3 separate regions of the Mus musculus genome follow, and regions 2 and 3 are each linked to region 1. A link is a loop called in an ENCODE intact Hi-C map of the cell type or tissue named here. Cell type or tissue: gastrocnemius. All regions are shown on one strand.

What was found. A loop is a pair of places that touch in the nucleus more often than their neighbours do. Peaks named below come from ENCODE experiments on the same cell type or tissue, not always from the same donor. Only the 100,000 strongest peaks of a DNase experiment are listed, where the experiment ranks them.
Region 2: a loop joins it to region 1, with 3 times the contacts of the local background. A loop is called at or near these places in 2 of 42 quality-filtered maps.
Region 3: a loop joins it to region 1, with 2.8 times the contacts of the local background. A loop is called at or near these places in 4 of 42 quality-filtered maps.

What each region holds. Positions count from the first base shown.
Region 1 is chr1:60,857,154-60,865,153 of GRCm38, forward strand. Gm38137 (a long non-coding RNA gene) reads left to right here and starts at 6,672. Exons shown (of 3, transcript XR_865466.1): 1 at 6,672-6,839. In gastrocnemius, a CTCF peak has its summit at 3,674 (motif pointing left); DNase peaks (open chromatin) are centred at 3,619, 3,954, 4,396 and 6,006; H3K4me3 peaks cover 1,390 bases; H3K27ac peaks cover 6,857 bases.
Region 2 is chr1:60,775,908-60,783,907 of GRCm38, forward strand. It overlaps 2310016D23Rik (a long non-coding RNA gene), which reads left to right and starts at 2,554. Exons shown (of 3, transcript XR_865459.1): 1 at 2,554-3,009. In gastrocnemius, a CTCF peak has its summit at 3,024; no DNase peak of the experiment used is centred here; H3K4me3 peaks cover 1,350 bases; H3K27ac peaks cover 2,553 bases.
Region 3 is chr1:60,498,149-60,506,148 of GRCm38, forward strand. Raph1 (Ras association (RalGDS/AF-6) and pleckstrin homology domains 1) reads right to left here. Exons shown (of 14, transcript NM_001045513.3): 5 at 5,370-5,447; 6 at 4,677-4,836; 7 at 3,608-3,729; 8 at 2,407-2,472; 9 at 1,332-1,475; 10 at 276-386. Among named protein-coding and RNA genes, the nearest start is that of Raph1, 65 kb to the right of the region's middle. In gastrocnemius, no CTCF peak of the experiment used is centred here; no DNase peak of the experiment used is centred here; H3K27ac peaks cover 426 bases.

The sequences.
Region 1 (8,000 bases):
GTTGTATATAACTTTGTCTCAGCCTTAACTTGTTTCACAAAGTTCAACTTTATAGACACACCACAATTTAACACATTCTTTAGTAATTTTTTTTTCCTCTGAGACAAACTGTCATGTTGCCCAGGCTGGCCTCAGAGTCTTTTTGTAGCCAAGCATGAGCTTGGTTCCCTGATCCTCCTGTCTTTATTTTCCCATTGTTGAATTATAGATAAATACCACCACATCCCAGAAACATGTTCCTTCAAATATTATTTTCTGAGGTTTTCTTTTTTTTTAAGATTTATTTTTATTTTCTATGCATAAGTGCTGGCATATGCTTGGGTACCACGTGTGTGCCAGTTACCTCAAGAGGCCGGAAGAGGGCGTTGAATCCCTTGGAACAGAAGTTATAGATAGTTGTGTGCTGCCTTGTGGGTTCTGCTCCCAGCACCTGGGTAGCTTGTCAGTGTATGCCCTTGTTCTTTTGTTATAAACCATAGCCGATAATACCTATCAACATGTTCGAAAGGATGCTCATGCAATACAGCTTCCCTGGAAGGAGGGTGGAGTAGTAAGATAGTGAGATTTTGCTGAAGAAGCTTGCTCTGGAGCTGACGTGATCCTGGGTGTGGACACGCCAGGAAGTCGTTGGCAGGGTAGAGTAGAGGTGAAGGTCAAGGAGGAAGAGGAAGTCAGCTGAGCTGTGGGGTGGAGGATCGATCACCCCCACAACACAAAGGCATCTGTCTGTTTATCTCCTCCCCGTGTTCATTTAACTCTGACCTGGGTTAAGAAGTCCACTGTCTTCCCCTGGATGTATCAGGGAGCTGGAGAGAACACTTCCATGTCTCTCCCTCCTGGGAATAACAGACTCTTCACACTTGAGCTAGCTGATGAAGCTCATCTATCAACATGGTTGCCCCAGGGGACAGGAAATGGTGTCTCCATGTTTTAGAATTGCATCTGTGGCAGAAGCGCAGGCTGGGAGGTTTACTCAGCTCTTTAGCTCCGAATAAATTTCAATTAGTCTGATGGCTAAGTCCTCTGTTTCCTGACATGTCAACCCTACTCTGGTACTGCACCCCTTCCATGACAAAACCAGTAGATACAATAAACACGGGGGCTGATGCGGTGAGCTGATAGGATCTGTGTATCCCAGTAGGCATTTGGGATAAAATCAGACAGGAGCCTTTTCTCTCAAAGACTCCAAGAAGCGTTCCACAAAAGCCACAGCAGCTCGCCGACTTCTCCAGTCCCTCAGCTTCTTCTCTTCCTACCATCTGGTTTTCTGTACACCAGATAAATGTGTCTCTCATCCTCAATTTTCAAGGAACTCTTCCAGAATCTCTTCTCCTCTCCTGGAAACCAGGGGAGCTTATATCACTTTAGACAACTTAAAGTCATGTAGCTACCGCTGCCTTCAGGGGCTATGGGAGAAAACATTTTCCTCCTGGACACAATGTTACTCCAATAAATCAAGGCTATGTTGGTAAAGAAAAAGAAGAAAATGGATATATCTTAGGTAACTGAAAATCTTTAAAGAAAAAGTCCTAGATACTTTGGGTTTTTTTAAAACTATTTTTTTATTGTGGTACAATATGACATAAATGTTATTCTTTTAGCCATTTTATGTGCAGCGTTCATTGACATTAAATACGTTAACAGTGTGAGTAACGGTCACCACTACTGCTTGAAGAACCTCTGTTGCAAATGGTACCTCTGTGCCTATTATACAACAGTGTCCAGTTTCCTTTCTCTCAGATACTCTTCACTTCTATTCCTGCCTCTATGAATTTATCACCTTCTACCAGGACCAGGACACCCGCTACATTTCCCATGTCTACTTTATTTTACCACATCTAGAGTTTGCTAATTCTACTCTTGTTGAAGTACACATCAAAACTTCATTCCTTTTATCGCAGGAATTTGCATTCTGATACACGGACCAAAAAAAAAAAAAAAAAGCATCAAAAAAATGTCCTCGGTTGCTAGACACTTTGATTGTTTCCTGTTTGGGACTATTGTGCATAGGATGCTAGAAATATTAACATATAAGTAAACTTTCTGTTTTAATCTACTTGAGGAATGAGTGCATACTATGGACTGGAGTTACTGGGCCGGGTGGTAATTTTATTTTTAACTCCTGAGTAGCTGCCAAGTGCACTCTACATTTTATGTTTTATCTAGTGTTTACAGGCATGCTTTGATATAACACTGAGGCTCTGGAGTACGCTGCTGTGTTTGGAGCCATCCATGGTCCTCTCAGTTAGTGAAGCTGCTCCCATACTGTCTAGCAGATTCCCTTTGAAGATGCTGGGGTTATTATGATGAAACTGCTCCCATTGTCAACCTGTGAAACATAGATGGGAGGCTAAGCCAGCATCGTATCCCAGCCTTCTCTCAGTAGTGAAATCTGGGCTAATTCTCTTGGAACCTTCCTTGTGTGCTTGTGGGTAACCTGATCACGTGTGCACTGGATTCTTTTGGCCAGTCCGGACTTGTGAAGATCCACAGGAGATTTCAGGCAGGAGCTAAAGCCCAGGCTCACCTTCAAGCCAGCCTGTCACCATTTGGACAGGCAGAGAAGGTAAAGTTAGTTCTTTCTATGTCACACTGCTGGTTCGATAGGTGAAAGCATAGTTGCTAAGGGTGTAATACCTCAGGACAGGTGACTGGAACACAAATCCTAGGACTCGATGTGACTTTTGTCAAAATCATTTAGCTTCTCTGTGCCTTCATTTCCTCACATATAAATTGGGGGTTAATACCAACAATTTACTTCACAAGTGTGTTAGGGCCACACCAAGCTTGTCATGGTGCCCCTGCAATGACGTCCGGGCTCTGTAGACATTCTGTATGTGGAGCAGAGTTGGTAGTGTTGACAGTAGCATGATGCAAGCTCTTGACACTGCACCAGTTAATAATGTGTCATAGCTGTAACTCTGAAGACTAGAGCCAAAGGGCACGTGTGTGGTTCAGTGGCAGAGTGCTTACCTAGCATTTGTGAGTCCCTGGGTTTGAACTCTAGCAGAAAACAGGCACCAAACCTAAACCAAAACAGCAGACTCAAAATAAAGAAGGAGTCATGGATAGACATGGTCAGATGGGTTGAAAAATCCCTGGATTTTACCTTTGGCCTAGCATCACAAGGCTGGAACACACTGAACCCGTGTTGCCTTCTCCCTCACCTACAGATTGCACACTTCTATCTGGTTCTATCAAGCATCTTGTGCTGAGGTAAAGGTCAGGCTTGAAAAACTATTACCACCAGGGCAAACTTAACTGTATAGATAGATCATGGTTTGGTGCTTATGGCTAAATCTGAGCCAAAGCTGAGGGAGACAGTGGACAACATGGAGAAGCTCAAGGACAAGGACATACACAAAGAAGGGGAGGCAGGGTCTTTTGAGGAACACTTAAAGCAGGTACTGTCACTGGAGATGGAGTGGGATGAACTGCAGCTTTGTCTGAGGACTTGGGCACACTCTCATCAACGACAGAAGGGGCTTCTTAATATGGTAAACTACAAGGTCTCTTCTGCGACTATATGGCTGTTGAGAAACAGAAACTGCAGTACCAGTCTGGTGGTTGTAGCAAAGATGGATGGTCCTGAAAATCCCACCCTGACACAGCAAATTTAGATGTGGCTGATTCAATGTGGGTGGGAACTAGACATTTGTGGAGCAGTCAATGACTGCCATCTATTGGTCAGTGTGCTTCATTGCAAATGTAAGAATAGATTGTGAGAACCTATTGTCAATTTTTATCAATTAGCGCTCTCTCTCTCTCTCTCTCTCTCTCTCTCTCTCTCTCTCTCTCTTTATCTCTCCCAGTTGGGCCAACTAAAGCTGTTTCTTACTGCTTTGTAGATGCAACCATTTTTGTGAGTATCAATAGTCATATCTTTGGAATGAAATGGGAGGGGGTGTGCATTGCACAGTGATGTCATTGCACGAGGAGACGCAGATCTTGGATCCCAGTTGTTAATGTGTTTGTAATAGCCAAGAAATTCTTCCCCTGACATTACATGACCCAGGCATCATTGAAAAGCCCAGGGAAGCTTGCAGTTTCCCACGGCTCACTGGAAAGTGGGGTAGAGGCTGGAGGGACCGCTGCTTTCTATTGTTCCGATGATATTTTTAGCATCTGCAGAGGAAGGAAAGGCACCAAACAGAGGGAAATTCAGGGAGCCTTTGAGGGGAGATGAAATGGGTTTTAAGTGAAATGAGAGTCGTAAGGGATGGAGAAGACCATCCACCCTGTATGCTCCATGTCTGCAGTTCAAGAGGGATTCATAGAAATATAAATGGGCAGAGAATAATTGAGAAAATGCTCTGTATTCTTAGCCACCAGGGAAATGCAAAATAAAGTGACACTGAGGTCCATCTCTCTCCTGTCACCAAGGAAACAACAAATGCCGACACGAAGAAAGGGTGGCAGAAGGGAGTCCTTCTTTATGCCTGATGAGACTGGAGAACGGTGCAGTGCCTGTGAAAATCAGTGTGGAGGTTCCCAGAAAGCCACACCTAAGGATACAATTACCATATGCTTTAGCTACACCACTCCAGGCTACACAATTGAGTCTAAGTCAGCATACCACCGGGATCCTTGCACGTCCATGTTTATCTATACCCTATTCTCAATGATCAAGAAGCCAGCTAAGATGTTCATTAATGATAAACATGGTGATATATATGATATGTGATATATGATATATATGATATGCATCATTTATATACAATGAAGTTTTATTCAATCATAGTGAAGAATGTTTGTTTCATTTTCAGGAAGATGTATCGATTGTACATCATGCAAGGGGAAGTGAGCCACTCAGAAGACAAATGCCTTATGGTTTCTCTCATATGGCTAATATATAATATACATTCATATATATGCATGTATATATGACACACAAAAGCAGGGAGAACTTATTTGTGAGTGCAGAAAGGAAAGTGTCAGGGCTGGAGGTAAGGGAAGGCGGTGGAAGGGGAGACTGAGCAAAATACAACGGCTTACCCATGAAAATATCGTAAGGCAGCCTATTATTTTGTACATAAAAATGAGTGAAAGAGAGGTTCATTCAGAAAGGCCACACAGGGCTGAAGGTATAGCTCATCTATTAAAGGTTAAGGCCTATAACCAAATCTTCAAAAAAGGCCACATGTTTGGGATCATATCTGTGTTCCCAATATCCAGTAAGAGGCACCTGGAAGGGCCACAGAGGTAAAGCATCAGTGCAGCGGACACCGTCTGTCTTTGGAGAGTGGGGGCTAAAGGTTACTGACAGCATCTAATTATCAACCTGAGCTAGGGACTGTTTGGGGATGTAGAATATAATGGGTAACCAGCACAGTAATAGGGGTGAGCTGCTGGGCCCTGCTATTATCCCTGAGCAGGTGAAAGCTAGCATTCTTCATGAGCTGTCTTTCCTCCTATTATCCCTGGGTAGGAGAAAGATAGCATTCTTCATGAGCTGTCTTTCCTCCAGCCCTGTAAGTGGTGACCAGAACAGTGCCTGCAGAGAGGCCTCTGTTGGAGCATAAGCCCATAAACCCAGGAAGTGGAGGAGGGGACGCTGTCCATTCACAGAGAAAATCTATTTCCCAGATTGGAGGGGAGGACTGGAAAAATTAATTAGGTCATAGTCTTTGAGAATTGTTTTTAAAACTGAGAATGAGGGACGGGAAAGATATTCCAAGAAATCGGTTGGGCTGCAGCTTAGGGCAAGTTGGAAAGATAAATTCAGGAAAGTTGGGTGTTAGGGCTGGAGCAGAATCTACAAATGGTACGTGAAGAAAGGCCTGGGACTCAGGGTCCGTGCTGTTCCAGGATTGCTCGGCACAGCGGCTGAGCTGTCGAGGGTCATGTGGCTTTGCAGTTAGCGTCAACATGGTCCTGGAAAAATGTTCACAGAGTCTTGCTGATGAATAGTGCCTCACACATCCCTTGTGAGTGCCCGGTCAGCGTTTTTAGAGGTTCGTGAGAGCAGTGCTTCTGGCCATCAGCAGGAAGCACCTGGCTTTGCAAAGCTGGGGCAGAAATAGGAGCTGGAGTTTATATGCCACATGCTGGCTTGGACATTTGTTTGCCGAGTGGTCACGTGCACTCTAGAGTGACCAAGGAAAGAGGAGGAGGATAGATCTTCACAGCTGTACCATGGTAATATGAGTTTCCCGGAGGCTGAGGTTCAGGAGTAAGAAGGCGAAAGGATATGTCCTTGTGCGGGAGGATACTCTCCTCAGTAAGAGCTGCTGAGGGGGCAGGGCTAGAGGGATGGCTTAGCCAGGAAGAGTGGTTCTTTTGCTCAGCACAGGCATCGGGCAATTCACAACCACCTTAGCATCAGCTGTGGGGAAACTGAAGCCTGTTTAAAGCCTCTGTGGGTATCTGCACTCACACACTTGGTCTCTCTCTCTCTCCCTCTCTCTCTCTCTCTCTCTGTCTCTCTCTCTCTCTCTTTCTCTCTCTCTCTCTCACACACACACACACACACACACACTTCCTTTTTTACTATTAAAAGCAAAAGAACTGTTCTGTCTTAGGTTGGGCCATTTGATTGAGTGATAGAGGATTTGCCTAGCTAATAAGGTTCTGGGTTTAGTTCCCATGGGGGAGAAGCTGCTGAAGGCATACCTCTAGCTCTGTAGCAGCTTGTGCTCTCATGTTAATTATGTTCCCCCTAAACCTGTTTTTAGTGTCCCACATGTAGGCTAAAGGAAGCTTGCCCACACCCCCAGATGGATCTGATTGGGAAATAAAGTTGCCAGTGACCAATGGCTGGGCAGGGAGACAGGAGTGGGCGAGAAAGAATCCACCATGAGAAGGACATAGGATGGACCACGCTGGGAAGGAGCAGAAGGGTGAGACAGCAGAAATGTAAGGGGAAAGCGGGCCCAAGAAAGGCTGCCCAGAAGGAAACAGGGCAGCAAAGATAAAATATAGATTTAGTAAGTATTAATTCAGGAATATCAGAGGGCAGTGTGTTAGCCACGTGGAGGTTCAGGAGTGCCCCAACCATTGAGCTGGCTAAGGCATATTAAAAATAAGCTGGTGTGTGTGTGTGTGTGTGTGTGTGTGTGTGTGTGTGTAGACCTGCTGGAAGCTTAGAGCCATTTAACAATTTACCGCTGCATAGACCTAGCTAAAAACCTTTGCATCTTGTCCTTTTTTTGACAAGAGAAAAATCTTGGGCTGACACTTAGTAACCAGTTTTGAGTGAACACATAGGATTTCTTATATCTCATGAGGAAAACCTTTTCCTGGCAGAAGAAGGTCATGCTATAAAACACTTAATCTTGCTTTATGACGTATCTTTTCTATGAGTCAACTCTGAGATGTTGACTAAAGCTGTAAAGAAGAGTTTGTCTGGTAGGAGACAGTCCATTCTCAGGCTCCCCACCGCACAGCCACATATGTGTACAGCCACGTCCCTTCTATCTGGAACCCTGTCTACTCAGAATGATCGAGGATAATGTTCTTTCCATCTCTATCATTCTGTAACTTTATGATTTAGTGACTGTGGGCAGCTATGTAAGGAAACAAATGGAGGCATCCCGTTTGTTATGAATATGAAGTGTGTGCTTATGCTCCTATATGTTTGCATTTAGAGATGAGGGATTTGGGAAGACAGAGGTAAAGAAGGCCATTAGTGTGGTGGCCAAACTAGTAGGGTTGCTGTTTGAGAAAAGGCATGGCAAGTGTTTTTCTGTATCAACACACAGAGCTTTGAAAGGCCACCAAGGACACAGTGAGAAGGTGGCTATAATCCAAGATGAAACCCCACTGGATAGACCATCTTGGTCTTCCAGGTATGTGAACATGTGTGTGTTAAGTCACCAACCCTGTGGGACTGGAAAAGGAAGTCTGAATGGACTAAATATACCTCTTCCTCCCTCAGGGTAACTATGATTTAATAGCTTTTAGGAGAGTGTATTTAGCTTTGTCTCCCATTGACAAAGGGATTTAAAAAAATGAACTGGATCCTGGAAAATGAGGCATGCTACTGCTTCGGAAATTTTGGA
Region 2 (8,000 bases), 81 kb before region 1:
TTAGTGCACTTTGTAGGAGATTCAGTCCAGGGCTCCATCTAGGCAAACAACTGAGCTGCATCCCCAGCCCAGGGTAGTTTCCTTTTCAGTGGGAAGAGCCATGTGTGTATATATCTTTGTGTATGTGTGTGTGTGCATGTGTGTGTGTGCATAAGCACATGTGTATGCATGTACATGCTGATGTTGGATATTTTCTCTATCATTCTGCACTGTACTTTTTGAGACAGACTTTCTCACTGAATGTAGGACTCATGCCAGTGAGCTGCAGTAAGCTCCTGCCTCCACCTTCCCAGCTCTAGTACGTCAGGTGAGCCCCTTAAAGCCTGACTCTTTACGTGACTGCTTGGAATGGATCCAAACTTAGATCTTTATGCGACAGGTCCCTTACTGACTGAGCCACCTCCCTAGACCCACATTCCTATTTAAGCAGTATCTTTTGTCATCTCTCGTTATATCTGGAACAGAGATGATAGATAGTTGAGACAAATCAAAGAAACTCCTGGGTTCATTGCAACAGAAATCTGACCCCCACAGTAAAAGGCAGCTACAGATGGTCTGGGAACCACCTTAGAAACCTGCTGATGGTGTGCTCTGTGTTCTCCTCAACTGAGCCTCCATTGATGTGCTGGCAGTGGTACTCAGGATCTTGGGTTTTGAGAAATACATCTGAGAGATTGGACCTCCTTATGTTTTCCCATCTGACATTCTGAAAGTAGGGTGTGTGTGTGGTTTTTGTTTTTGTTTTTGTTTTTTTTTTGAATCATAGGTTTATGGTTCTTAAAACTGTAGACTACTGTCCAGAGCAGTATGTGAAACACTAGCTTAAGTGCCTTTTGCTCATTTCAGGGTTGACATTGGACCCAATGCTTGAAACTACTTGCATTGAAAGTCTGTGTGTCCAAGAATATGTCAGACTTTCTGAGCTGACCTCACTCTTGGGGCAAAATCAAGGATCAGAATGTGTGCTTCCCAAAGGCCATGCCCTATGCCATTTGCCCACTTAAACTCTGCGAAAGGATTGGAAAGGCTACAAACTCAAGGGGATAAAAAGTTGTAAAGGATAGCCTGGATTTCACTCATACTTCATTATGTAAAGGCATCTCAATGACAGATAATCTCCTTTGTCTCCAAAGGGCAAGCTGTGAACTGGGTGGAAATGTCAGTTGAGACAGAAGAGCAGCAAACAGCTCTGTTTTCCTATAGTTGTGGTTTTGCATGGTGACGATGACACATGAAGATGAGAACAGGTAGCATGAACTCCAGTCATTATCTGAGTGAACATCTCTGCCAACGCTGAAGGATATGTGTGGGTGTCACCTGCAAGCACAGAGATGGGGAGGGAGGGAGGGAGGGAGAGAGGGAGGAAGGGAGGGAGGGAGGGGGAGGGAAGAAGAGAGAGAGATGAACAAAAGGTTTATTTATGAAGTTTACATTTGATTTCCTTTCCCTTGATAACTTCCTCATCTGAGTTTAGTGTCTAGACTAAATTGATGTACATTTGGTGACTGAGGAAGAGGGTCAGAAAGGTGGGTTTGAATTAGCATCAGCAAAGTTAGCCAGATTCATACAGACTTTTTTTTTCAATTTCTTATGCACACACTGAGCATTCGATACGTTGGCATCCAAAGTGAGGGTTTTTGCTAACGTCTGGGAACCAGTGATATAGATGATATGAAGCAAGACTAGCTGGAGGTTGTCATGGGGATGCTTTTTCATTCCAAACAGGGTGCAACTCATGTTTCATTTGCTTTGTGCCTCTCTGTCCTGTCTTCTTCTTCATTCATCCAACAACATTTTGATGACCGTCTTCCCAGCTCTGAAAAGCGGACTGGGTACAGGAGAAACGATAGAGCAACGCTGTTGTCCTTATCTCTGCGTGGACCAATCAGAGTGTATTTTACAACCCTTCACCTCCTTCTATTCACCTTAAGGCACCTACTTAGTCCTGACTGTAGAACTTAGACATTGTGTATCTACTGTTACTCTGGTGACTGTATAGTTTCTTGTAGCTACTGCAGTCTGTCACTGTAGACAAACAACTGAGATTAGCTGTATTTCAGCAAGCTTTTACTTATGGATATTGGTATTTGATTCTCCTTTAATTTTCTTGCCAGATATTGTGATTCCTCTGATTGCTGCACCATCACCCTAGCCGTATGTACACATACAATCCATTCTTCAGCTCATGGCCTGTGCAGTGTCAGACAGTGGCTAGACTTGGCCTGTAGGCCGCAGTTTGCTGACCTCTGAGACAGAACCAAGGCACCACTTTTAAGCTTTGAGCTTGTCTTTGAACGCCAGACACCATCTAGAAGGGATCAGTCTGGGTGCATGTAAAGACCTCTTGGGAGTGTGAGTGTCCAAGTAACTTTATTTAAAAAAAAAAAAAAAGGCAAGGATTTGCAGAGAATGAGGGAGAGACTTTATCCAAGAGAGAGCTATCCTGGGGAGGAGAAACAGGAAACTAAAAGCAAAGGGGACGAGAATTTCAAGATGACAGCATCCTCGGGAAATTAGTGCTAAAAGCCCAATGATTACTGTTACATTTTCTTTGCTCTTTTCCCTCTCGTCCAACCATCAAATCCATGCAATCTCCAAGGAAACAAAATAAATTTTTATTCACAGTGGGGGTGGGGGGGTATGGCCCGTGTCCAAGGTAATGAAAAAGACGAATTACCCTGCAAATCCTTCCAAATGGACCACACTCAGCTCCAGTGTGGAGTGGGTGGAGCAGAGACCAGAAGCAGCTGTCTCAGGACTGGCCTCCTACCACTTTCCATGACTTTTTCAAATCTAAATTTAGCTACTATTTATAGGTGACCAGGAGAGCACACCCTCACCCGCACCCGCAACCCCTGCTGCTGCCCACTGGAAGGGCAAACTAAAGCTTGGCATTTCACAGGTAGGCGTGAAAGTCAGCTTTATACAGATCATAGACACTGACCCGGCCTTTGTCATCCCTTATCGCTGCTCCACCCTGTTTGTCTACAGCTGCTGGTTACACCCAAGGTACAAATAGTTCTTTCTGGAAACAGCCTGTGGGGGCACTCTGAGCCATACACTCATTCATTCTATCTGGGCATTTTAGAAATAGGGTAAGATTTAGCTTCATTTGTGCAGCCAAGAATAGGAAATTGCTCCCCAAAAGGTCAGATGCCTAAGATTTAATATGCAAGCAGCCTGTAATACCTAAGATTTAATATGCAAGCAGCCTGTAATACCTAAGATTTAATATGCAAACAGCCTGTAATACCAGGAGCAGGCACACCTCTCTCAGAATGGTGTATCCTGCAAAGCCAGGATACACTAATGTGTTCAAGTTACAGTCTGGGTGAACAGCCTTAGGACCTCCAAGACTTTTCTTATATAGTGTGTAGGACTGCTGTGTAGGTTATTCACTCAGTTCCTTCCCAGGGCCTCTACAGAGGCCATAAGAAAGACTTAAATCTGCTCAGCCTCCTCTTGAAGCTGTGACAGGAGAGTACTTATCTTGTGGAGCCTACTTCGATCTTTCTGCCGCTTGGTTACTAGCTTTATAGGGAGAGACATATTCTCAGTCTCAAAAGGAAGCAACCTAGGATGAAAACCACTGAGAACAAAACAGGAAGAGAGGTCCCAGCTCCTACAAGCACCTCTCTCCTGTTTGTTTGTTTGTTTGTTTTAACCTTCATTGCCCCTCAAATCTGGCCTCTTTCAGTAGGTTGTTTGTTTCGTGAATTAAGGTTAGTAATGCAAAAGTAAACTTCCAGGTTTAGAGCTCAGGGGGAAATTATGACTTATTGTGCCCCGTAGAATACTAAGTTTGGGGCTAATTCTTGTCTTTGCCCTTGAACCTTCTGGTGGGACAACGGCAGATTGTCTCTAGTTTCTACTCACTACTATATGAAAGGATTAGACAAAGGGACTTCTGTGTAGATGTCTTGTACTTTTTATATCCCACATTACAACTGTTTTATTTTTTCATATTATAGCTTTTATATACATGTGTATTTTTTGAGGTTTTTGTCAGCTGGGAATATTTGAAAAAGCCTACAATTTCTTGTACACATTATCTCCACTAGTTAAAAATTATGTGTCACTTTTTCTTAAATAAATAGTGAAATACTTGTGGATTTAAGGTAGAAATATTTATTTATATGGGCTTTCTTGTGTGAATTTAATTTGAAAATCACCTTCATGTAATAGCATGAAAAATTTCATTGTTTTTTTAAAGATAGACATTTCTCTAATAATAATAATAATAATAATAATAATAATAATACTTGATAGTATAAATCTAGTGATTTCTGAATTCTTCATAGTATATTAAATCTTGAGTATAATATATTGGTGCTTAAAACCTTTTAACTGAGTGAACAAACAGGTGGATAGGTAAATATACAACCTTTTATCTGAAAAACACACAAAAACTGTTTTGTCTTTTGATAAATTAGATGAACTAGGTACTATTAAAAGGTTTGGGAAATTTGAAAACTACTGATAAAATTTACAAGTTTTTTTTTTTTTTTTTTTTTTTGGTTTTTCGAGACAGGGTTTCTCTGTGTAGCCCTGGCTGTCCTGGAACTCACTTTGTAGACCAGGCTGGCCTCGAACTCAGAAATCTGCCTGCCTCTGCCTCCCGAGTGCTGGGATAAAAGGCGTGTGCCACCACCGCCCGGTTAGCAATTTACAAGGTTTTAAAAATGTCAAAGTGCATTTTATTACCATGCCTCTTACACTCAAATCAAAAACTGTGTCCTCTCGCTTGGCAACACACAGAACTCTGTATTATTTTCCCACTTATGCTTTCCAGGAAATCCAAAGAGTGGATAACGGTAGGCATACGCTAGAGTGATGGTAACCCTCTCATCCAGGATTGGCTGACACGTGACACAATTCTAACCAATAAGGCCGTGAGTGTGCACCAAAGCTCCCCTGGGAAAGTTTCTCTTTGTTCTTAAAAGACATTTGGAAATAAAGAATGCCTTTTTTGAATCTTAGATTGCTGTGTCTTCAAGGGGATTTTGCACAATGAGCAGGATTGGCCCGATGGTCAGAGCAGGCTGAGGCCAGGAGAGGAGGGCAGAGAAAGCAGCCGAACCTTGAGGGAACTGAGCAGAAGGCCGAGCAACCCTGAAAGTGTCTGTCTTCAGCTTCTTGACATGGCTGACAACAAATAGCTTTATTATTGAAGACATTTCAGGTGGATTTTCTTATTACATGAAGAAGTATAATCTTCCTGTTCTCCCGAAGGTCCTGAGTTCAAATCCCAGCAACCACATTGTGGCTCACAACCATCCAAAATGATTTCTGACACCCTCTTCTGGTGTGTCTTAAGACACAGTGTACTTACATATAATAATAAATAAATTAAAAGAAAAAGATTCAGAGAAATATAACCGTCCTAATTAATATCTTCATAATGACTGATTATATATATATGTTTATATGCATATATATAATCCTAATTAACTTCATGTTGACTGATTACATATATAATATATAATGTTATCTATAATCTATGAACATATATTCATAAATTTCACATTGTTTGGAGAAATAAAGAACTCAACACTACCTTACCCTCTTGGTATGCTCAGTTATTAGTCTCTGACAACTTGAAGAACTAGATGTTATCAGTATATTGGTAACAATGTCCTTACCTCAGAAGAGATGACATTTGGGTTACTGGCTTCTTTGAAACATTGGCTCCTGAGGTTCTGTAAGTTAGAAAAGAACAGAAGATTCAAGCACTCATTCGCATTTTCTCCTCTTAAAACTTACCACCATCGCTGCTTTCCTAAATTAGCATAACCCCTAACTGTCTTCTAATACATTTAGAATGTACTCCTCTCATCAAGGAAACTGCTTTTTGAACTGAAAAACCACAACAAATCAAAAGGCAGAGCTGTGGAGCTCGGTACCAACTGACACATCAACAATACTACTCCTCCACCTGAGGCTCAGGGATCAGGGGCTGAGCGGAAGAGGGGCTGGAAAGAAGGCCAGAGAGTTTGCTGTGAGGTTGTGTCTCTTAAGAACGTCAGAGGCTACACCCACAATGTTTCACCAAACTGACTGCCTAAAACTGAGCTGAGCAAGGACAACATGGAAAGGCATGCTGATGTGGATGGTGGTGGTTTGAGGAACCCATGAGGCCTCAACCCTACACAAAGAACTCCAGGCAGCTAAGGAACAACACTGAGAGTGGGGGAAATAGTCTCCTCAGGGAGGAACAAATCCAATACCAAATGGTTAGCCCTGAAAGCATACACATAGAAGCAATAGTATACAGACTGATGGGTTGTATTTATGTATTTAGGAACACACACACACACACACACACACACACACACACCAATAATGAATGAAAAAGAGAGGCCATGAATCTGAAAGAGAGTAAGGAGAAATACATGAGAGGATTTTGATGGAGAAAAGAGGAGGGGGAAATGCAGTAAATATATTATAAATTAAAAATAGTTAAATAAAAATCCTTTCTCCTCTTTCTCTTTTTGTATGAATTGGTGATGAGAATGTTCTAGAAGGAATCTGGGAAAAGTAGAGTTTTGTTTTGATATCAACAGGAGATGTGAAAAATAGGGCTGTTGCACTACTTCACAGAGTCCTCTGAAAACACAAAGCACAGAATCAGGCTGAGTCTTCTATGCCAGTGGTCTCGTTCTCCTGCTGCACTCCTTAATTCAAAATACTCTTAATATGGTGCATTTAAAAATTCAATATATGCTTATATTAAAAAATATATTTAAAATGCTATTACACATTTAGATCAGTGGCTTATTTCTTTGGGTGTAGTACCACATCTTGTCATTTTAAAAAAATTATTTATTATTGTTGTGTGAGGGGTTTGTGTGTGTTGTGGCACATATGTAGATGTCAGAAGACAGCTTTATGGGGTTGATTCTCTTTTTCCACCTTTATATGAATTTTGAACTCAGGTCATCAGGCTTCATGGCAAACACTTTTTTATAATTTATTTTTTTAATTAGGTATTTTCTTAATTTACATTTCAAATGCTATCCTAGAAGTCCCCCCAGACCCTCACCCCGCAAACTCCCCTACCCACCCACTCCCACTTCTTGGCCCTGGCATTACCCCGTACTGAGGCATATAAAGTTTGCAAGACCAAGGGGCCTCTCCTCCCAATGATGGCCAACTAGGCCATCTTCGGCTACATATGCAGCTAGAGACACGAGCTCTGGGGGTACTGGTTAGTTTATATTGTTGTTCCACCAATAGGGTTGCAGACCCCTTTAGCTCCTTGGATGCTTCCTCTAGCTCCTCCATTGGGGGCCCTGTGATCCATCCAATAGCTGACTATGAGCATCCTTTTGTGTTTGCCAGGCACAGGCATAGCCTCACAAGAGACAGCTATATCAGGGTTCTTTCAGCAAAAACTTGCTGGTGTATGCAATGGTGTCAGCTTTTGGAGGCAGATTATTGGATGGATCCCCAGGTATAGAAGTCTCTAGATGGCTCATCCTTTCATCTCAGCTCCAAACTTTGTCTCTGTAACTCCTTCCATGGGTGTTTTGTTCCCAATTCTAAGAAGGGGCACAGTGTCCACACTTTGGTCTTCGTTCTTCTTGAGTTTCATGTGTTTTGCAAATTGTATCTTATATCTTGGGTATCCTAAGTTTCTGGGCTAATATCCACTTATCAGTGAGTACATATCACGTGAGTTCCTTTGTGATTGGGTTACCTCACTCAGGATGAAGCCCCCAGGTCCATCCATTTGCCTAGGAATTTCATAAATTCATTCTTTTTAATAGCTGAGTAGTACTCCATTGTGTAAATGTACCACATTTTCTGTATCCATTCCTCTGTTGAGGGACATCTGGGTTCTTTCCAGCTTCTGGCTATTATAAATAAGGCTGCTATGAACATAGTGGAGCATGTGTCCTTACCAGTTGGAACATCTTCTGGATATATGCCCAGGAAAGGTATTGCTGAGTCCTCAGGTGGGACTATGTCCAATTTTCTGAGGAACTGCCAGACTGATT
Region 3 (8,000 bases), 360 kb before region 1:
AACAACAAAAAAATACATGTCTCGCTGTAAAGTTTTTTTCAAGACAGGGAGGGTCTGGCTTCACATTCCTGATCCTCTCTCCTTCCTGAGTGCTAGGATTTTTGGTGTAAGCTATCAGACCAAACTTTACTCTTTCCCTTGTTCTCCCTGGTACTACAGATGAAGCTAAAATGCTAGGGTTACCCCTAGTCATCCTATCCTTTTCCAAAGACACAGAATAACCTGGTGAAGATCCAAACGTCAAGTAACCTCCATTAATATCAATTAGAATTTACCTTTAATGCCAGGCAGCAGTCTGTGGGTGCTTTGTATTTGTTCCGATAGTCCTGTCCATAGTATACATTTACATGATCCAGCTGGAGAAAGCACACTAGATCCCGAGATACCTAAGAAAAAACACCCCAAAGATTACCATAATAGGGCAAATAAGCAAGTATCTTACCAGCAAGTAAGAGTTTTTATTTTAATTGAGAATCAAATCTTTATTAGGTACAAAGTAAGATTAGATTTTTCTACAGTCTACAATGTAACCAAAAGAGCAGTCCATTTTGCTTGTTATCTATTACTGATTTGTTTAAAAATGTGGGTACTTTATAAAGATCCTGTACATAGTATACATATCACGTATAATAACTAGGTAACAGGTAACAGGAGAATAGCAGCACTCTTAGGAAAGAACAAGAAGCTGACCGGGTATAAAGCAAACCTCAAGTACAATGATTCTCCTCTGGGAGTTACCTCAGCAGTCAGAGGCAACAATAGTTTATAGGACTAGGATGATACTGTAAATTTTTAGAATAGCTCTGAACCCAAAACAAGCACAAATGACAGCTTGTTCTTCAGAAAAAGCACACTGCACACGATTGAAGTAGACATGATCCTAGAAAGCCATTTGCCCTAACTAAAATACAGACTCTGGCAAGACCTCTCCTTGCCTCAAATAACAAAACTACGTTTAGCTGGATGTGGTTGGTCATGCAGACCTGTAACCCCAGCACTTGGAACTTGGGAGAGGGGGAATCAAGAGGACCAAAAGTTCAAGGTCATCCCAAGATTGAGTGAGTTTGAGGCCTCACTACATGAGTAAGATCCTCTTTTAGCAACAACAACAACAACAACAACAATCTACATAGGGAAAATGGTAGAGAATTGAGATGAACCTGACTAACGATCAGAGAAATGAACAGTTTTTAGCTTCCTCTTCTTTGCAACAGACTAATAAATGAAACCATCTTCCGTGTGTCTTAATACAGGTAAAATAGTATTTTTGTTACAAAGTAAAAGCAGCTAGCACAATGTGGGAAGTGAGGAAGGAGAGAGACGGGACAAACCTTTGCTTTTCCTTTGGGGACATAGTAGATACCAGATGCTCGCAAGAGAAAATAACGCTTTTTCCAGGACTTCTTGCCATCATCTTTTAACCAAAGGACTCCTTCAATTTCTGGGACAGTTACAGAACTTCCACAAAAACATTCCTTATTAAAAAAAATCATTTGGAAATATTTATGATTCTTATATTTTCAGAAAATGAATTATCTATTCCTGTGAGATACCCAACACTAAGCAAAGCAAAATGGTTTTGTATTAAAACCACACTAGCTTTCTGAAAGAATTGTCTATTATAAACACAGTGTAAGTTTACTTTAGAATTACTGTGGCAATCCTGGAGTGTTAATAATACCAGTGTGGGTCACGGGCTGTGCTAGCAGGAGGACCTCACAGGTTGAATCCCTCCACCCACATATGAAGCTGGTGTGGCTTGCTGCACACAGGGCATCAGGTAGATGAGAGAAGAGGACCCAGGCATTCTCCTCTAGCTGTGTCTGCAGATATGGATGTGCAATCCTGCATGTTCATGTTTAAACACAACATACACTAGAACACACAAAATGTCATGACTATAATAGAAAGTATTTTCCAATGAACTCAGCTAAGCTGTATGTACTACTGCCATTTCTTCTTTTCTCTGTGTTTGTGGTATGTGTACTGTGCACATGCACATGTGTGAAAGCTAACGGCTGATGTCAGGTGTCTTCCTCAGTTGCCTTCCACCTTATTTTTGAGACATGATCTCTCACTGGAGCTCAGTGGCTAGGCTGGCTGGTTAGTGAGCTCCAGAGAAGTGACTGGCTTTTATGTAGGTGGCAGGGGCTATAAACTCAGGTCCTCATGCTTGCCCGGCACATACTACTGACAGACCTGTCTCCTGCCCACTATAAAAGCTGATATGGCCAGAATAGTCCCAATTCTCTTCCTCCTATCTTGCAATCCCTAAAAGGCATTGCTCTTTTAAATGCACTGGACTGACTATTGTTTAGCAAAAAGATTAGTTGGTAAGAGGTTTGTTAGGAGCTCATAGGTACACACAAAACATTGAGAGCTGACTTCAGGAGTGGAGAGTCATACCTCTAACAGCACTTCTTTGTTTCTGTCTGCCATTTCAGCTGTTTCCTTTTTCCCTAGAAGATAATTCTAAAAAGACAATGAAATGAAAATTAAAGGATAAACTCATTCTGCTATTCCCTTAGAGTAAATGCACACATCATTTGCTCCAGACCAGTAACCATTATGAGTTTAGTTTTTGCCAGTCTGTAGTGAGGAGAGTACTCCTCCAAAAAGCTCCCTCTGAAGAGTATCATCATTAAAATGTTTTGTATCCACTTCCATCTTGCCCAAAACACTTGCTATGAAATATTCCATAGAATGCCCTCCTTCACATCCTGAGGTGACAATATATGCAACAATAAGTATTTTGAAATATTTAACTAGTTACATAAAAATACCTCAAAGCATTATAAATTACGTAGAAGTAATAAGGAACAATTTCCTGAGATATGCTAAGCCAGCACAGTTCTATGCTGGACTGAGCAGGGTGTTCCAGGTGATGATATTCTGAACATTCTCATTTGCTTAGTTTAATTAAAATCTGAACAGTAATCATTAGTATAATTATTCTTTTAGTCTCCTAAGTATATGCTCTTCATTAAAGAATTGCCATTAAGTCTGAAGAATACAGACTGACTGTCCAACGCTACTGCAGTTTTTCTCATTGCTGCTTTTTGTTGCAGAGTTTTTGCTGTTTCTGACCTAGTGGAGAGGAAGTGGACAAACAGGAGAGGCAGGGGGATGGGAAAGGTGGAGGAGAAGACAACAAATAAGAATAGAGTATGTCTGGAAACACTATAATGAAACACATTACTTTATATGCTTATTTTAAAAAGGCACAGGGATGGTGAAGTACTAACCCAAACAATATGTTGGCATAATAAAGATGGCAAGTAAGCAAAGGTATTATGCAAACCAGCAAAGAAATTAAAATAAAGAATTAGCTATATAAAACCCCTGGGCTGCTTTGGTGAGATGAGAACCTCAGATGTTAATGAACTGCTGGGTTCAACGAGCTCTGGACTTACACAGAAGAAACCTAGCAACCCCCTGAATTATTTTTATTTTTACCAAAGTTTACTCCCATGTGGGGCTGGGAACCTTTCTGAGGCCCAACACCTGGTCCCCAAACACACAAGGGTTTGCAGCTATAACGGCCAATCACGTGGCTGTCAGGCTTTTAACTCTACTGACTCAGCACTCATAAGTTACGCAATCTTACCTGGGGGTTTTTAAAAAGTGCATATTTTTCTATACGCTCCATAAATATAAGCTTATTTTGGCTGTCTCTTGTCCAATTAAGAAGATTTTCAACCAAGTTTTCATGGTCTTCAAAGATTCTTTCTGTCCCAAAATCAAATACCAGCCTTTTGTTAGTATTCATCCAAATGACATGAAAGGCAAGATAACACACATTAGAGTTACAGAATCTTTGTGAGTGTAGAGATCAGAGGTTGACGACTGATATTGTCTTCATCTGCTTTCCACATTTCATTTTAAAACAGCCTCTCACTGAACAGGAAGACCACCAGTTCAGCGCACTGGCTGGCTAGCAATAGCAAGCTCCACCATCCTCTGTCTGTCTCCCCAGTGCTGGAATAATAGATGCATGTTTCTGTGACTGGCTTTTTTCTTTAAACATGGGTTCATGGTGGTGGTGGTGGTAGTTTGTGTCAGACTAAAATACACATAAACACACACACATGAAGTAGTACAGAACATACGTTAAAAATATTCTTTGAAATTTGTTGATGTGCTTTGTTTGTCCTTAAAGCCTTCTGTGCAAACACTAGGAAGTAACAGTATTGGGCCGGAGGGACAGCACCAAGAACTCCTGCTGTTCTTATAGAGGACCCAGGTTCAGTTCTCAGCACTGTCATCTGGCGACTCACAACCACTTGTCTCCAGTGCCTGAGGATCTGACACTCTCTTCTGGTACATGACACATACACATACATGCAGATACATAAAACAAATGAAAATGTAAACATCTTTAATAACAGTTTTTAGTAAATTTATTTATGCAACTCTTATTCCAAAGATAAAGCATCTGTTATTAAAAAATTTGCCTTAACCATTTAAACAATATGAAGTGAATTGGAATTCATCTTCTATTCAAAGAACTCTCCAGATAGACTAGGAAAAACATAAAAAAGCCAGATTTTAAAAAGATAAGGTGACTGATAATTTTATAGAAAAAAAGCACAGATGTCTCAAAATGTTTTCTGTGACTATGAAGGTTCAGGGTTACACAGATGCTGATAAACAATTACGGAAGTGGCATTACTAACCCATTTGTAACTCGGAAATGGTTTCCACCAGCGACCAGTCTAAACTGTAGCCACAGTGAGATTTGTCCATCAGGTTATCCAGCACTTGTCTCACTGTCTGTCTCTCATCCACCATCATTGTCTTAGAACTGTCATCAGACATGTGGACCCTGATTACCAGCTGTAACAGGGAAAATGCAATTACATGGTAGCTTAAAAAATGGTATTCTAGAAAAGTATTTTTCAAATATTAAATAGCATTCTGATTCACGTTTTGAACATAAATTAAGAACTATTATGACTACTCTGACACTACTACTACAGGTAAAATCTGAATATTAAGAAACCTACCTAAGTAAGTTTTAAGCCCTTTAAAATATGATTATTATGCTAAGATGATTCAGTCTTACTGATTTTTGTTTGTTTTGAAAGTAGCAAGAAATCTTTATAGTATCAGGTGGTAATACAGATCAGAAATGCTGTAAGCAGTGGGTCTTGAGTTAAGCATTCCAGGACCTGCCTAGAAGCAAAGGCTTTCTTAAAGCATGTCACATACAAAACCCACACTGGAAAGACATTAGGAAGAATACAGTTTTACCTTTCTATAAATTAGAGAAACATTATATCTAAACAAGGAAATTCTTCATAAAGCAAAACAGGACAAAAAAAAAAAAAAGATAAATATTTCAAACCCAGCCAAGAGCCACAAGTCACCTTTTTCACTTGAGCCTCTTTAATTTTCTCCAGAGCAACTCGGATCTTCTCAGCTTTCAGTTTTGCTGCCTGTTCTTCCTGCAAATGCAAAGCACTTCAGATAAACTGCTGCTCAGAGGGTAAGGACAGCGAAGACTTCCTCCTCGGGGCTACTGAACTGAATTTCATTAAGAACATAATGTTGCACATGTATATAAAGCACAATTTTAAAATGGCCCGTTCACAGAATGAAATAGGCCTGCTATAAGAAGAGAGCAGAGGTTCAGCAATAAGATTAGCTTCCATATTCCAGAGAAAAAGAAAGAAACCTGCGATGTGGTAAATTAACTTTGATTCTGTCAACATCAAGCAGCCAACTTCCAAGCTCTGGGCTTGGGAAAGGCTGCGGGTGAGCCTCTCCTGCTGCCTATTTGCTATGCTCACACAGCGCTCAACGCAGACTCCCTCCAGAGTCTATGCAAGACTTCTGTACAGTTTTGTTACATTGGAAATTTAAGATCTTCGGAAAAATATATACAGCAAAACCAATCTACTTAGTTGTAATAATATAAAGCCCTTAACAAAAAGCATATGTACAAATATTAATTCTTACCAATATGCTAATACAAACAAGAGGCTGCCTTATATTTTAAGTTTTATTGATTTGGAAAATCATGCAACACAATCATGTCAATAAATTCAAATTATTAACCCATCAGTAAGTTGTTTTTTTAAATGCTAAATATAACTTTGCAAACAACACAATTGTAAGTAATTCTACTTCAGAAAACCTGATTATAAACGATAATAAAACTTATAAAGATCTAAAAGCATTGTTCACTTTCTAATAGCATACAGTATTCAACACTAGTACTTACTGGTACGTTCCAGAAATAGGCCATAATAAACAGTATAGCTGTAATTTCCAGTTTAAAAAAATCATGTAAATAAACTTCTGTTTATAAAGAATTATTTTCTGTTTCTGAGTACAAAACATTAAAATATCTATATAATTGCCACCTTCTACAATCTTTTAATACTGTTCCTTTAAAAAACAAAAACAAAGGAAAACCGAATTATATCAGCCATATTTTATCCTCTCTGGATTGTGCTTGAAATGCCACAGTCCATGTGTTAGTCTTCATAAAAAGCTAACACTTCCAGAGTAGGGAAAAAAGTTAAATTAAATGCATTTACTGATTTTTTCCCCCCTACTCACCAAAATTCTGATAGCTTTCTTCTTTTTCCATTTCCTACTATGCTGTCTCTCCTTGCAAGCTTAAGTTACTGTCCCATGGACTAAAGAAACAGGGACCAGGGGAGCTTATGTGCCAGAAATTGGATCCCTTTCAATGAATGGAGCCACTGAATTAACTGACTGACCAAGGCCTGGAAACACTATCTGTAAACCTAATAGTCAAAGAACAAAGAAGTTTATTTTAATAATGAAAGGGATTAATACTTAGTTCTTGTGCTACTATAGATATATTCCTCTGACTAAAAGACCCAGTTCTTTCCTTTAAACAAATAAATAGATTACACTTTACTGTAAGATTTATCTTTTGAAAAAAGGTTATAAGAAACTAGTATTACTAAAACTGTTTCTAGACTGGAGTCTTCTAGAACTGAGAAACAAGATCATTATTAAGTCAGTCAAACATAATACATAATTTTGGTGAACATAGTAAAGCTCTATAGAGGAACTTGAAATACTTTAAATAATCTAGGAACTGACTTCATAAAAAAATCATTAGAAAGCATTCACCATTGACACATACTTATATTGGAATGAATAACTGCTACAAAGAAAGAAAATTTACCAATCTATTCTCTTACACATTTTATCTATATCTCTGAAAAGTAGATTTAAAGTCTATCGGGGAGAAAGCATTGGAATCAATGCTTTATATATTTGAAAAATAAATTTGAACTTCTAAAAGTAAAATATTTAGAAATATATTTGCCATTATTTTATTTTATGTGTACATATATTTGGCCTGCATATATGTACATGCACCGCATGTGTGTGGTGCCTGCAGTGTTCAGAGGATACTGGGTTCCTTGGAACTGGAATTACAAATGATTGTAAGTCACTATGTGAGTACTGGGAATAGAACCTGGGTTCTCTGGAACTGCAGCAACTCTTAACCACTGAGCTCTCTCTTCAGGAAAACATGAAAAGATGGTCAATAGTCCTTATCACCCAGAAAATGCAAGTTAAATGAACAAGATCCTATACATTTTCTATGCCCCAAATCCAACACACCAGCAACCAATGCTGGTGACGATGTAGAACTGTTGCTCACTGCTAGTGAAAAAAATGCAAAAAAAGTTCAGCCACTTTGGAAGACAATTTGGCTGATTCTCACAGAAGTCTATGGACCACTGCCACATGGTCTGGTAGTCATGCTTTTAGGAGCTCACTCAAATCAGCTGCAATCTTCTGTCTACAAAAACCTGCACATGGATGCTTATAGATGATATATTCAGAATTACCCAAACTTGGAAGCAACAAAGATTTCCTCTAGTAAGTGAATAGATAAATTACAGTGCATCCTGGCAATTAAATATTATTCAGCACTAAAAAGAAATGAGCTATTAAGCAACAAATGGGCACAGTGGGCCCATGTATTAATAAGTAAAAGAATTCAA